Regions from separate parts of the Homo sapiens genome. Here all the other regions are linked to region 2. The links are chromatin contacts, found by Hi-C or POLR2A ChIA-PET in ENCODE. All regions are on one chromosome and are shown on one strand. Each heading gives the region's core, a stretch centred on a gene start or an enhancer-like site at or near the end of the contact. The rest is flanking DNA. Distances are from core to core; before and after follow the strand shown.

What was found. A loop is a pair of places that touch in the nucleus more often than their neighbours do. ChIA-PET counts read pairs that join two places held with the same protein, here RNA polymerase II (POLR2A). Pooled maps may share reads with other maps.
Region 1: a loop to region 2 is called in a map of posterior vena cava, with 14 times the contacts of the local background. The contact joins the promoter of BAZ1B here to the promoter of KCTD7 in region 2. A Hi-C loop is called at or near these places in 1 of 168 maps with a recorded cell type or tissue (posterior vena cava) and 4 of 50 pooled maps. POLR2A ChIA-PET finds 5 or more read pairs at or near these places in 1 of 52 experiments (endothelial cell of umbilical vein).
Region 3: a pooled map shows a loop between it and region 2 (7-fold over the local background). The contact joins the promoter of TBL2 here to the promoter of KCTD7 in region 2. A Hi-C loop is called at or near these places in 2 of 50 pooled maps. POLR2A ChIA-PET finds 5 or more read pairs at or near these places in 2 of 52 experiments (HCT116 and OCI-LY7).

What each region holds. Positions count from the first base shown.
Region 1 is chr7:73,520,771-73,524,812 of GRCh38, reverse strand. It overlaps BAZ1B (bromodomain adjacent to zinc finger domain 1B), which reads left to right and starts at 2,520. Exons shown (of 20, transcript NM_032408.4): 1 at 2,520-2,986. The coding sequence starts at 2,880. RefSeq lists silencers at 1,907-2,046, 2,397-3,276 and an enhancer at 2,177-2,336.
Region 2 is chr7:66,627,499-66,631,549 of GRCh38, reverse strand. It overlaps KCTD7 (potassium channel tetramerization domain containing 7), which reads right to left and starts at 2,669. Exons shown (of 4, transcript NM_153033.5): 1 at 2,342-2,669. The coding sequence starts at 2,485. RefSeq lists silencers at 2,309-2,878, 3,889-4,051.
Region 3 is chr7:73,575,721-73,579,979 of GRCh38, reverse strand. TBL2 (transducin beta like 2) reads left to right here and starts at 1,401. Exons shown (of 7, transcript NM_012453.4): 1 at 1,401-1,560. The coding sequence starts at 1,431. RefSeq lists an enhancer at 750-819 and a silencer at 1,150-1,789.

The sequences.
Region 1 (4,042 bases), core at 1,271-3,770, 6.9 Mb before region 2:
CTTTTGACCTAGACCTCCTAGTGGGGATAGGAGATCCTTGAGGTGAGAAGAAAAGGAGATAGAGGTCTGACATTAGGAGACTGCATTTAGAGACACCTCGCAGTCTAGCCCCGTTGAAGGACAGGCTGGGAAGGTACAGCTGGGAAGGTACAGGCTGGGAAACTTTAAAGTGAAGTTCTTTAAACTAAGGGAGACAGTTTAATAGGGAGATAACTTAATGAGTGTGTTTTTGATTGTACTGGAAAGCCAAACAAATTCTGGATGTGGGTGTTGTCTGCTTGGAGAAGCAACTGAAATGCTCCCCATTTAATAGCATTAAAATAGTTGATGCTATTTTCTTATTCTGCACTTTGTATAGAACTGTGATTATTATTATAATTTTTGAGACGGAGTTTTGCTCTTGTTGCCCAGGCTGGAGCGCAATAGCACAAACTCGGCTCACCGCAACCACCCCCTCTCGGATTCAAGCGATTCTCCTGCCTCAGCCTCTCGAATAGCTGGGATTACAGGCATGCGCCACCACGCCCGGCTAATTTTGTATTTTTAGTAGAGACAGGGTTTCTCCATGGTGCTCAGGCTGGTTTCGAACTCCCGAGCTCAGGTGAGGCGCCCGCCTCAGCCTCCCAAAATGCTGGGATTACAGGCGTGAGCCATCGTGCCCGACCAAACGTACCTATTTCCCCCCCCCCCCCGCCTCCCTGAGACGGAGTCTCGCTCTGTCGCCCAGGCTGGAGTGCAGTGGCACGATCTCCGCTCACTCCAAGCTCCACCTCCCGGGTTCACGCCATTCTGCCTCAGCTTCCCAGTAGCTGGGACTACAGGCACCCGCCACCACGCCTGGCTAATTTTTTGTATTTTTAGTAGAGACGGGGTTTCACCGTGTTAGCCAGGATGGTCTCCATCTCCTGACCCCGTGATCCGCCCGCCTCGGCCTCCCAAAGTGCTGGGATTACAGGGGTGAGCCACTGCGCCCGGCCCAGACGTACCTATTAAAGAGACATCCTGGCTGGGCACAGTGGGTCACGCCTAATCTCAGCACTTTGGGAGGCAGAGGCGGGACAATTGCTTGAGGCCAAGAGTTCGAGACCAGTCTGGGCAACAAAGTAAGACCCTGTCTCTACAAAAAAAATAAAAAATAAAAGGTAGATCCAATTCATTCAAATAGTATTCACTAGCACCTACAATGTTCCGAGCCAGGTGCTGAGTATCATGGGAGAAAAAAAAAAAAAGCCAGAGTCACAGCTCTGGCAGGGCGTGGTGGCTCACGCCTGTAATCCCAACACTTTGGGAGGCCGAGGCGGGTGGATCACCTGAGATCAGGAGTCCGAGACCAGCCTGACCAACATGGTGAAACCCCGTCTCTACAAAATACAAAAAATAGCCGGGTGTGGTGGCGCGCACCTGTAGTCCCAGCTACTCGGGAGGCCGAGGCAAGAGAATAGCTTGAACCCGGGAGGGAGAGGTTGCAGTGAGCCGAGACTGCACCACTGCACTCCAGCCTGGGCAACAAGAGTGAAACTCCGTCTCAAAAAAAAAAATAATGATAATTTTGGGAGGCCTAGGCGGTCGGATCACCTGAAGTCGGGAGTTTGAGACCAGCCTGACCAACATGGAGAAGCCCCGTCTCTACTAATAATACAAAATTGGCCGGGCGTGGTGGTGCACGCCAGTAATTCCAGCTACTTGGGAGGCTGAGGCAGGAGAATCTCTTGAACCCGGGAGGCGGAGGTTGCGGTGAGCCGATATCGCGCCATTGCCCTCCAGCCTGGGCGACAGAGCGAGACTCCGTCTCAAAAAAAACAAAAACCAAAAACCAAAAAACTAAGTACGTCTTTTAATCTATTTCTCCAAAGAAGCTTCTATATTCTACTTTCCAGCCAGCCCCTAGAAACAAGCAGTATACTTCTACCCAGATCTCAACCACACTCCCGCCCAGAAGTTAACTCTGGGGTGAGCAAAGCTGGCCCCCACGTTGTCCTTCCGCAGAACCTTTGGTAGGGTAAGCTCCCGGGGCCACTTCCCGCCAACCCCTCCCTGCAGCCCAGCCCCACCCGCGCATCCCCGGGCGTGGCCGAGCACGGCGCCTTTAAGAAGGGGGAGGCGCCCAAGAGGAAAGACAAAGCCCCTGGCCGCGCGCTCACCCTCCCCCTCCGGCGCACCACACGGACAGTGGTGCCCGGATGTCGGTGTCGCCGTCGGTGACAGATGGCGCAGTATCTGTATATGCGAGGGGCTTCTCCGGCTTGACCTCTTTGAGTTCTCGTCCTCTCCATCCCCCGCTGTCCCCCACTTTTAACTCTGCCGTCGGAGGCCCGCACGCCTATCACGGGCGCTTACATAACGTGACCTTTCACCTCTTCAGACTGCCCTCTAGTGCGCTGCAACCCAACTACGCGACAGGGGCAGGGGGGCGGGACCCAGGCGCGGAGCGGCAGCTCCTCCGAGCCAATAGGCTGTGAGCGCTGACCAGCTCTCCGCCTATTGGAGCATTCGCCACCGGCGCCACGGGGGAGCAAGTTAGTGTGTGCGTTGGCCGGGCCCGGGGGAGGAGGGGAATCTCCCGCCATTTTTCAATAATTTCCTCCGGTGCTGCTGAGGAGGAGTCGTGACTGCCGGCCGCCGGGACCCGAAGCGGAGGTCGGCGGGGGGCTGCTGGGAGGCGCGGCGGTGTGCGCGGGAGCTCTGCGCCGTGGCGTTCCGCTCCATGACTGTCGCGCGGCCGCGCCGGCGGTGAGGGAGCCGGAGTTCGCGCCGCCCTCTCACCCCTCCCTTCCCCCACCCCACCCCCGGGCGCCTGGCGCTCGCTCCGGGCCGCGGGGCCTAGTGCTGCGCCGCGGGGCCGGCCCCAGCAGCCGCCAGTCCCCACCGCCGCCGCCGCGATGGCGCCGCTCCTGGGCCGCAAGCCCTTCCCGCTGGTGAAGCCGTTGCCCGGAGAGGAGCCGCTCTTCACCATCCCGCACACTCAGGAGGCCTTCCGCACCCGGGAGTATCCTTTTCCAGCCGCGCGGGCCGGGCTGGGCCGGGCTGGGCCGGGGTAGGGCCTGGGGCTCGCGAGACCAGGTCAGCCGCGCATCCCCGGCCCGGGGCAGCTGTCAGCGCGCCCCGGCCGCTCGCGGGCCTGGAGGCTGAGTCTCAGCCTGCGCCCGCCGATCCTTCCAGGGGATCCGGCGGGGGGCGCGCACCGGCCCTGGAAGGAGAAGGGCCCGCTTCGGCCGCCCCCGGGGCCCCGCACTTTGTCCCGGGGCCTCGCCGGCGAGGAGCGCATCCCCCATCCCCATTACCTTCCCCGGGTTGGCTTTAGGCCTTGAGGACCCGAGAGGGAGGAGGAGGCGTGGGGAGGGGGAGCTAGGTTTTCTCCTTTAATTTTTACAAAAATTTTTTAAAAATTTAAATGAAACCTGCAGCTTAAGTTTTGAAATTGTACTCGCGCGGCCTCGTGATGCGGCGTGTGCAAGACTCAACTGCGTCTTACCCCGATCTCTGCGGGGATACTTGGCGTTTTTTTCGTCTCCCGAGGGGACTTTAGGCCGGGGATGAACTGACAGGACCCTGGGGCAGAAAACTAGGAATGAGATTCCCCGCTTAGAGGAAAGGGAGGGAAGGAAACTGCCTGTGGAGGAGCTGATGCCTGCCTTCCCTGGGCAGACACAGGTTTGAAATTTTGAAGGTTTAGAAGGAGATTGGTATTTGTTAAAATTAAACAAACAAAAAAACCAAGACGTGAAGTTTTTATGTTGTATTTTAGGAACATGAAATTGGATGTTTTACAAAGGAAGCATCCTCTCGTCATGACTAAGATTTCTTGCATAAGCATTATCTTTTAGTGAAAAGTTGTGCAGCTTTTATTTGCTTTTTTTTAATGGGTGCCAGAAGAATCGTTTTTGAGGCTTATCTGTAAAAAAAACAAAAACGATTTCGGAATCAAGCATTTCTTTGGTGACTGAAAGCTTTAAGAGTGAAGGCTAATGTGTTATGAGTTTTCTCAGCCCCTTCTGTTCGGAAGGACTTCATTTCTCAGTTTCTTGCTTGCTTCTGTATAGGA
Region 2 (4,051 bases), core at 1,420-3,919:
ACACCCAGGCTGGAGTGCAATGGCACGATCTCGGTTCACTGCAACCTCTGCCTCCCGGGTTCAAGAGATTCTGCTGCCCCAGCCTCCAAAGTAGCTGGGACTACAGGTGGGCATGGCCACACCCAACTAATTTTTGTATTTTTAGTAGAGATGGGGTTTCACCATGTTGGCCAAGCTGGTCTCAAAGTCCTAACCTCAAGTGATCTTCCTGCCTTGGCCTCCCAAAGTGCTGGGATTATAGCCATGCATCCTTTTCAATATTACATCTCTCCTGCTCCAGTGAAAGTCTGCTTATCTACACAGTACCTTTCCCAGCTTTCAAATCCTTTGTGAAATAAAATAGGGTACAAATACATTAAATAAAGCTGACCCAGGGCCTTGTGCAGCGCCTGGCTCAAATAAAGACCCAAAATTCACCGAATGAATGAAAGAAATAGACAGGTAGTTACACTTCCGTGTGTGTATGCACTGTTACTCTTCTGCACCCACAGGACATGAAAATGCCTTGCGCTTATTCTGTAGGTCCTCTAAAACCATTTTATGTGTATATCAAGGGCTCAGATATCATTTTGGAATAATAATACTTAACATTTCTGGAGCTCTTTAAACCTTTTCTAAAGATACTTCATACCAATCCAAGTGCTTGCTCCATATTAGAGATGAGAGGATTGAAGCAGAGAGGACAAAAGCCATCGGAAACAGTTTTGGAGCTCACATGGGGCAATGTCATCAGTGGGGGGAACTGGTGGTGGGGCCCTGGTCTGCAATCTGTGGTCTTGTGCTCTTTCCCTCAAACCATATCATTTTCCCAATGACAGTGCACAAAAAAATAGCACCACTGTGACTAATGACTTTTTTCCAATTGCAGAGATTACTTCTAGATTTTTGCTCATTTTCCCATGGCATTGTGTGTATGGGGCTTGCAATCCCAGCACAACACTATCTGCTTCCCAAGAGCATCACCTAGCCCAGCCTGTTGAGGGCCTCAATTGTTGAGGGCCTCCATTGTCCTGGGACTCCGCATACCACATGCTCCTGGATCTGGCACTACCTTAGTCCCTGCCTCCTAGAAGCCATCTTCGGTGTCCAGTAATGCTTCACCTTCCCTCCTCTTTATTTTTTATTTGTAGAGATGGAGTCTGTGTTGCCCAAGCTGGTCCCAGACTCCTGGCCTCAAACCATCCTCCTGCCTTGACCTCCCAAAGTGCTGGGATTACAAGTGTAAGCCACCACACCTGGCATCGTTTCCCTTCTCTTGCTTTTTTTGTTTTTGTTTGTTTGTAGGTACGGTCTTACTCTATCACACCCAGGCTGGAGTACAGTGGCACAATTACAGCTCACTGCAGCCTCAACCTCCAGGGCTCAAGCAATCCTCCCAACTCACCTTCCTGAGCACCTGGGACTACAGGCACACACCACCAAGCCTGGCTAATTTTCATTTTTGTAGAGGCAGGGTCTCACTGTTGCCCTGACTAGTCTCTAACTGCTGGGATCAAGCAATCCTCCCACCTCAGCATCCCAAACTGCTGAGATTACAGATGTGAGCCACCATGCCTGGTATCTTCTCCCGTCTCTTGAGTGTCATTTCAGGTGTTGACATGATAGTATCACACACATTAAGTAAGACCCGTGGAAGCCCCTGTGCACCAGAGCACAGCAGCCTGTGAGTGAAAGCCATGGGATGCCAGGTGACCGTGCCTACATCTATGAACTGGCCTGCCCCTTATGTGCAGACAGCTCCTTGCCTTGTTCCTTAGGTAGCTGGAGACTAGGTGTGGGCAACCACTACAGCATCCTGTTGGATTCTCTAGAAGACATCTTTTTCTTTTCTTTTTTTTATTCATCCAACCCAAAATGCCTTTGTTTTTCCAGTCGTAGTAGGGACGGGGCCTCGCTATGTTGCCCAGGCTGGCCTCCAACTCCTGCCCTCAAGCGATCCTCCCTCCCAATGTGTTGGGATTACAGGCTCGAGCTACGGTGCCTGGTCAGACACACCATCAGCTCTCGGGGCTCCAGGGTCCCCCTCCCACGGCCCACCCTCCCTCCTGTCTTCGGTAAAAGTGGGACATGGCGATGGGAGTAAATCACCCCAGTGACTACTGGGCGGAGGGTGTAGGGGGTGGGGAAGCACACCTAGTGGGTGTAATTGACAGGGGTTGAAGGTGGGTGGGTAGGGGTGCAGGTGGGCGGGGGAGTTGCAGGTGGGCGGGGGAGGGGCGCAAGTCCGCGGGCCCCGCCCCCAACCCCGGCCCCGCCCACCCGCCGAGGACCGCTATGCCCCGCGCCCGCTTCTCCCCCGCGCCCCTCCCCACGCCCCGCGGCCCGCCGCCCGCCCGGGTACCTCCTGTGGCAGCAGGGGCAGCGCGTGCCCCGCCTGCGTGGCCGTCGGCGTGGCCGGCTCCAGAAAGTCGTCTTCGGCGTCAGAGCTGGACATGGCACCGTCCTGACGACGGCTGTCTGGCTCCCGCCCCGTGACTACCACCATCCCTCTGGCTCTGGGCAGTGGGCGCGGCTTCGGGCGGGCGGAGGCGGCGGCCCCGGGCACTCCCTACCGCCGAGCAGCGCCTGGCATGACGCGGCCGGCTGCGGGCTGGCCGGAGGGGGGCGAGAGGCAGTGCGCAGGCGGGAGGGCGGTGGCTCCCTCAACGCCGACCCGCTCGCGCCCAGCTGGGGCCTGACCCGACCGCCTCCCGCTACTGGCCGACGCCGCGCTGGTTCCGCCCTGATTGGCAGGAAGCTCGCCCAGTCGAAGAGCAGGCAGCGCCAGCGGCCGGCGCCTGAGTGGTCCCTGGGTTGGGGGGGGGGGGGGGGGGCGGCCTGCGAGCCTGCCGTGCACTGATTGGTCCTCTGGCCAGCGGGCGCGCCCTCTCCGAGAGACCCGGCGGTGGTGCGCCGCTACGCTCTCATAACTGGGCGTCGGAGTCTGCCGTGAAGAGGGTTCTCACCCGCGTCAGGGTAGACGCCTTATCCCTTCACACAGGGGGTCACGACTTACTCGTGTGTCTGGCCCCAGAGCAGCGGGTCCTTGTCTCCTCAATGGAAGGCCTGAGCAGCCTTTCCTGGAGGATGTGGCGGGAGGAGGGCTGAGGTGGCTGCGGACACGCCACCGCGGCTGGCCCCGCCCCGAGCCGCAGGGCACCGCCCGGGTGTCCAGTTCTTCCTCACTCGCTCGCGCAGAAATCCGAACGAGAAAACCCAAAATAGGAGCGCTTGAGTTCAATGAATAATGACAGTGACTCCCCACCGTGACCGTTTTTCCACCGGGACACACAGATGGAGACAGGCCCTTCCCCAAGATGCTCCCGGCTCCCTGGGAGGCGGAGTCCAGCCCTAGAGGCTCTATCAGCGCAGGGAGTCTCCTGGGGGTCAAGGTTCTTAGCCCGTTCAAGCCATTTTCTCCTTTCTTTAAAAGACAAAGTCTCACTCTGTTACCCAGGCTGAAGTGCAGTGGCGCAATCATAGCTCATTGCAACCCCTGGGCTCAAGCAATCCTCCCGCCCCAGCCTCCCGAGTAGCTGGGACCACAGACGCGCACCACCACACTCAGCTGATTTTTTAAAATTTTGGCCGGGCGCAGTGGCTCACGCCTGTAATCCTGGCTCTTTGGTAAGCGATGCGGGTGGATCACCTGAGGTCAGGAAGTTGAGACCAGCCTGGCCAACATGGTGAAACCTCATCTCTACTAAAAATACAAAATTAGCCAGGCATGGTGGCACACCTGCAATCCCAGCTACTAGGGAGGCTGAGGCAGGAGAATCGCTTGAACCCAGGAGATGGAGATTGCAGTGAGGCGAGATCACGGCCACTATACTCCAACCTGGGCAACAAGAGCGAAACTCCGTCTCAAAAAAGAAAAAAAAATTTTTTTTTTTTTTTTTTTTTAAGAAATGGGGTCTTGTCATGTTGCCCAGGCTGGTCTCAAACTCCTTGCCTCAAGCTGTCCTCCCTCGTCAGCCTCCCAAAGTGCTGGGATCGCAGGCGTGTGCAACCATGCTTCTCCTTTTCAAACCGTTTTCACACCCAGTTCCTCATCTCATTCTCACAGTGTAGT
Region 3 (4,259 bases), core at 152-2,651, 6.9 Mb before region 2:
CTCGGGAGGCTGAGGCAAGCGAATCGCTTGAACCCGGGAGGCAGAGGTTGCAGTGAGCAGAGATGGCGCCATTGCACTCCAGCCTGGGCGACAGTGCAACGAGACTCCATCTCAAAAAATAAAAAATAAAAATAATCTCCCAGCTCGGCATGGTGGCTCACGCCTGTAATCCCAGCACTTTGGGAGGCCGAAGCAGGTGGATCACCTGAGGTCAGGAGTTCGAGACCAGCCTGGCCAACATGGCAAAACCCCCGTCTCTATAAAAAACACAAAAAGTAGCAGGGCATGGTGGCACGCGCCTGTAATCCCAGCTACTCTGGAGGCTGAGGCAGGAGAATCTCTTGCACCCGGGAGACGGAGGTTGCAGTGAGCCGAGACGCGTCACTGCACTCCAACCTGGGCAACCGTCTCAAAAGTAAATACATAAATAAATAAATAAAATAAGTTTTCTATTAAAAATTCTCCCTTTTAACTTTCGACTTGCCAGGCCAGCCCCAAATCCAGGCCCTCGTCACCTCCCTCTCGGATCCTTGAAGCCACTGCCGGTTTTCTGATTTTGGTCTTTTCACACAAAGGTCCATCCAGGGAATCCTCAGACACAGCTTTTGCCCCACCTCTCCCTGTAATGAGCAGCTTGTTGGATGGAGCCAGCGCTCAACGTCCCCCAGACCTTTCCGCCCCTCTAGCCATTTCCCACATCCCAGCTTCTCAGGTCTTTGCGGAGGCTGTTCCACTCCACGCGCCTGGCCTACTCTTCCTTAAAAGCCCATCTGAACTTTCGCTGATGCTGAGTTTCCTATCCGTTAAATGGTAATAATAATCCCCGCCCCGCTTCCTTGAAAGGATCCAGTGTGGTGATGGCTGGAATAATGCCTTTAATAAACAATTATCAGTGAGTTCTTCAGGAGGAGGCGTGAGCAGTGATCGCAAATCCCGCCTTCCTCCGCCCTCCGCAGCCCTGCAATCTCAACCGCCAGGCGACCCGCCCCTCGAAACGCACCAAGGGTCGAGCCCTGCCCCTCGAGATGTTCTACTTCCAGGCCCCGCCCCTCGAGACACTCTACCTCCGGGTTCTGCCCCTCGAGACGCTCTAACAACCCAGCCCCGCCCCTCGAGACGCGCTAACTCCAGACTCTGCCTCTCGAGGCGCTCTAATAACTAGGCTCGGCGGGTGGAGATGCTCTAACTCCAGGCCCCGCCCCTCGAGCGCCACAACAGCCGGGCCCCACCCCTTGAGGTGCTTTAACGGCCAGGCCCCGCCCTGAAGGCGTTGTAACAACCAGGCTCCGCCCCCAGGCGCTCTAACGGCCAGGCCCAGCCGCTTGAGGCTCCCCAACGGCCAGGCCGCGCCCCCGCGTGCGTGCGCGGCCCGGCAGAGCCGTGCGGGCGCCCGCGTACTCACTAGCTGAGGTGGCAGTGGTTCCACCAACATGGAGCTCTCGCAGATGTCGGAGCTCATGGGGCTGTCGGTGTTGCTTGGGCTGCTGGCCCTGATGGCGACGGCGGCGGTAGCGCGGGGGTGGCTGCGCGCGGGGGAGGAGAGGAGCGGCCGGCCCGCCTGTAAGTGGGGCCGGGTCGGGTGGGGGCGGCCCGCGGTGTCCCGGCTCCCGGCCTCCTCGTGGTCCGACCTGCGGTTTGGGCCCGCGGCTGGTGGGGCCCGGCGACTCCATGGGCCTCAGTTTCTCCTCTGGTAACGTGAGCTTCGCTTCCAGAGACGGGGACCCGCCTTGCCGGGTTAGGCGCACCTCCTGGGGCGGGACTGGCTCCAACCTGGGCCCCTTACTGCGGCTTTCTCTGTGGCCGAGGCCAGGCCGTCCCCGGGGTGGCCAGGAGAGCACCGTAAACTCTTCAGCCTGCTCCGTGGCCGCGATCTCGGAAAAAGCACCAATTCTGTGATGTGCAGCAGCATTTACTGGGCATCTATGACCCTGTGATAGGCTTTGGGGTCTTTTTCTGTAAGGAGTCCAGTAAAGGAGAAGTACATCTGTATTATGAACACCTAAATATGTAAGTGAAAAACACGGTGAAATAAGTTTCACTGAGGCCAGGCGAAGTGGCTCACGCCTGTATTCCCAGCACTTTGGGAGGCCGAGGCAGGGAGATCGCTTGAGCCCAGGAGTTTGGGACCAGCCTGAGCAACATAGCAAGACCCCATCTCTACGCAAAATTAGCTGGGTGTGGTTGTGCACGCCCCTGTAGTCCCAGCTCCATGGGAGGCCGAGGCAGGAGGGTGTCGTGAGTCCAGGAATTCAAGGCTGCAGTGAGTTGTGATAGATCGCGCCACTGTACTTCAGCCTGGGTGACGGCAAGAGCCTGTCTCTGAAAAGTTTCATAGAAGAGGTTAGTACTAGAAATGGGAAACACCAGAGAGTCAGTGGGCAGCCCTGCTCTTTTTATTTATTTTTCAGACAGAGTTTCGCTCTTCTTGCCCAGGCTGGAGTGCAGTGGCACAATCTTGGCTCGTTGCAACTTCCGCCTGCCAGGTTCAAGCGATTCTTCTGCCTCTGCCTCCCGAGTAGCTGGGACTACAGGCACACACCACCACGCCTGGCTAATTTTTGTATATTTAGTAGACGGGGTTTCGCCACGTTGGTCAGGCTGGTCTCGAACGCCTGATCTCAGGTGATCCACTCGTCCTGGCCTCCAAAAGTGCTGAGATTACAGGCGTGAACCACTGTGCCCGGCCAGCCCTGCATTTTTTTTTTTTTTTTTTTTGCAGGGGGACGGAGTTTTGCTCTGTCGCCCAATCTGGAGTCTAGTGGCGGGATCTCGGCTCACTGCAAGCTCCGCCTCTGGGTTCACGCCATTCTCCTGCCTCAGCCTCCTGAGTAGCTGGGACTACAGGCGTCCGACACCACACCCGGCTAATTTTTTGTATTTTTTGAGTAGAGACGGGGTTTCACTGTGTTAGCCAGGATGGTCTCAATCTCCTAACCTCTTGTGATCCACCTGCCTCGGCCTCCCAAAGTGCTGGGATTACAGGCGTGAGCCACCCTGCCTGGCCGAGTCCTGTTCTTTTATGGGGGAGGTGGTTGTTAGGGAAATCATTACTGAGAATAGGGGGCACATGAGGTAGTGTGGGGTCTCAAAGGATGGTTCTAGAAGAAGAGTTTGCCAGAAGGCCAAGGAAAAAAGACATTCCTGCCAATGGCAATACCCGAGAAGGCAAGGAGTCCCCAAACAGCATTTGGTATGACTTAAGTGTGAGGAGGGGGGCTTGTTAGACATGCCTGGAGAGAAGGAAGCAGAGGACAGATTGTGGCTGTGTTTGTTTGCAGGGCCCAGGAGCTTTTTTCCTGTTGGAATTGGGGAGCATCTGCAGTCATTTACCACATGCCAGCTTTGTGACTCAATTAAGTATCTTTTACAAAAGTGACTGGCTCCACTCCCCCGCACAGGACTCAACAGATGTTGACTTCTCATCCCCGAGTTCTTTCAGGTACTGGAGTGCAGTGGTGCGATCTTGGCTTACTGCAACCTCTACCTCCTGGGTTCAAGTGATTCTCCTGCCTCAGCCTCCTGAGTAGCTGGGATTACAGGCGCCTGCCACCACGCCCGGCTAATTTTTGTATTTTTAGTAGAGACGGGGTTTCACCATGTTGGCCAGACTGGTGGAACTCCTGGGCATCAAGATGATCCAGCTGCCGGGCCGGGCATGGTGACTCACGCCTGTAATCCCAGCACTTTGGGAGGCCGAAGCGGGCAGGTCACAAGGTCAGGAGATCGAGACTGAGGCAACAGAGCGAGACTCTGTATCAAACAAAAAAAAAAAATGATCCAGCAGCTGCCTCAGCCTCCCAAAGCGCTGGGATTACAGGCATGAGCCACCGCACCCGGCCTCCATAGAGCCTTTAATGCTTGTGTTCGGTACTTTTGCTTGTCACTTTGTAGATATCTCATCCAATTCAATCTCCCTTATTTTTATTTATTTATTTATTTATTTATTTTGAGACAGAATCTCACTCTGTCGCCTAGGCTGGAATACAGTGGCACGATCACTGCATTTGAACTCCTGGGCTCAAGCAATTTTCCCTCCTCAGCCTCCGAATAGCTGGGACCACAGGCGCACACCACCATGCCCAGCTAATTAAAGTTTTCTGTAGAGATGGGGTGTCACTATGTTACCCAGGCTGGTCTCGAACTCCTGAGCTCAAGCAATCCTCCCATCTCAGCCTACCAAAATGCTGGGATCACAGGCATGAGCCACCGCCCCCAGTTCTCAACCTCTCTTTAAGAAAACCAAGGCTGGGCCGGACACA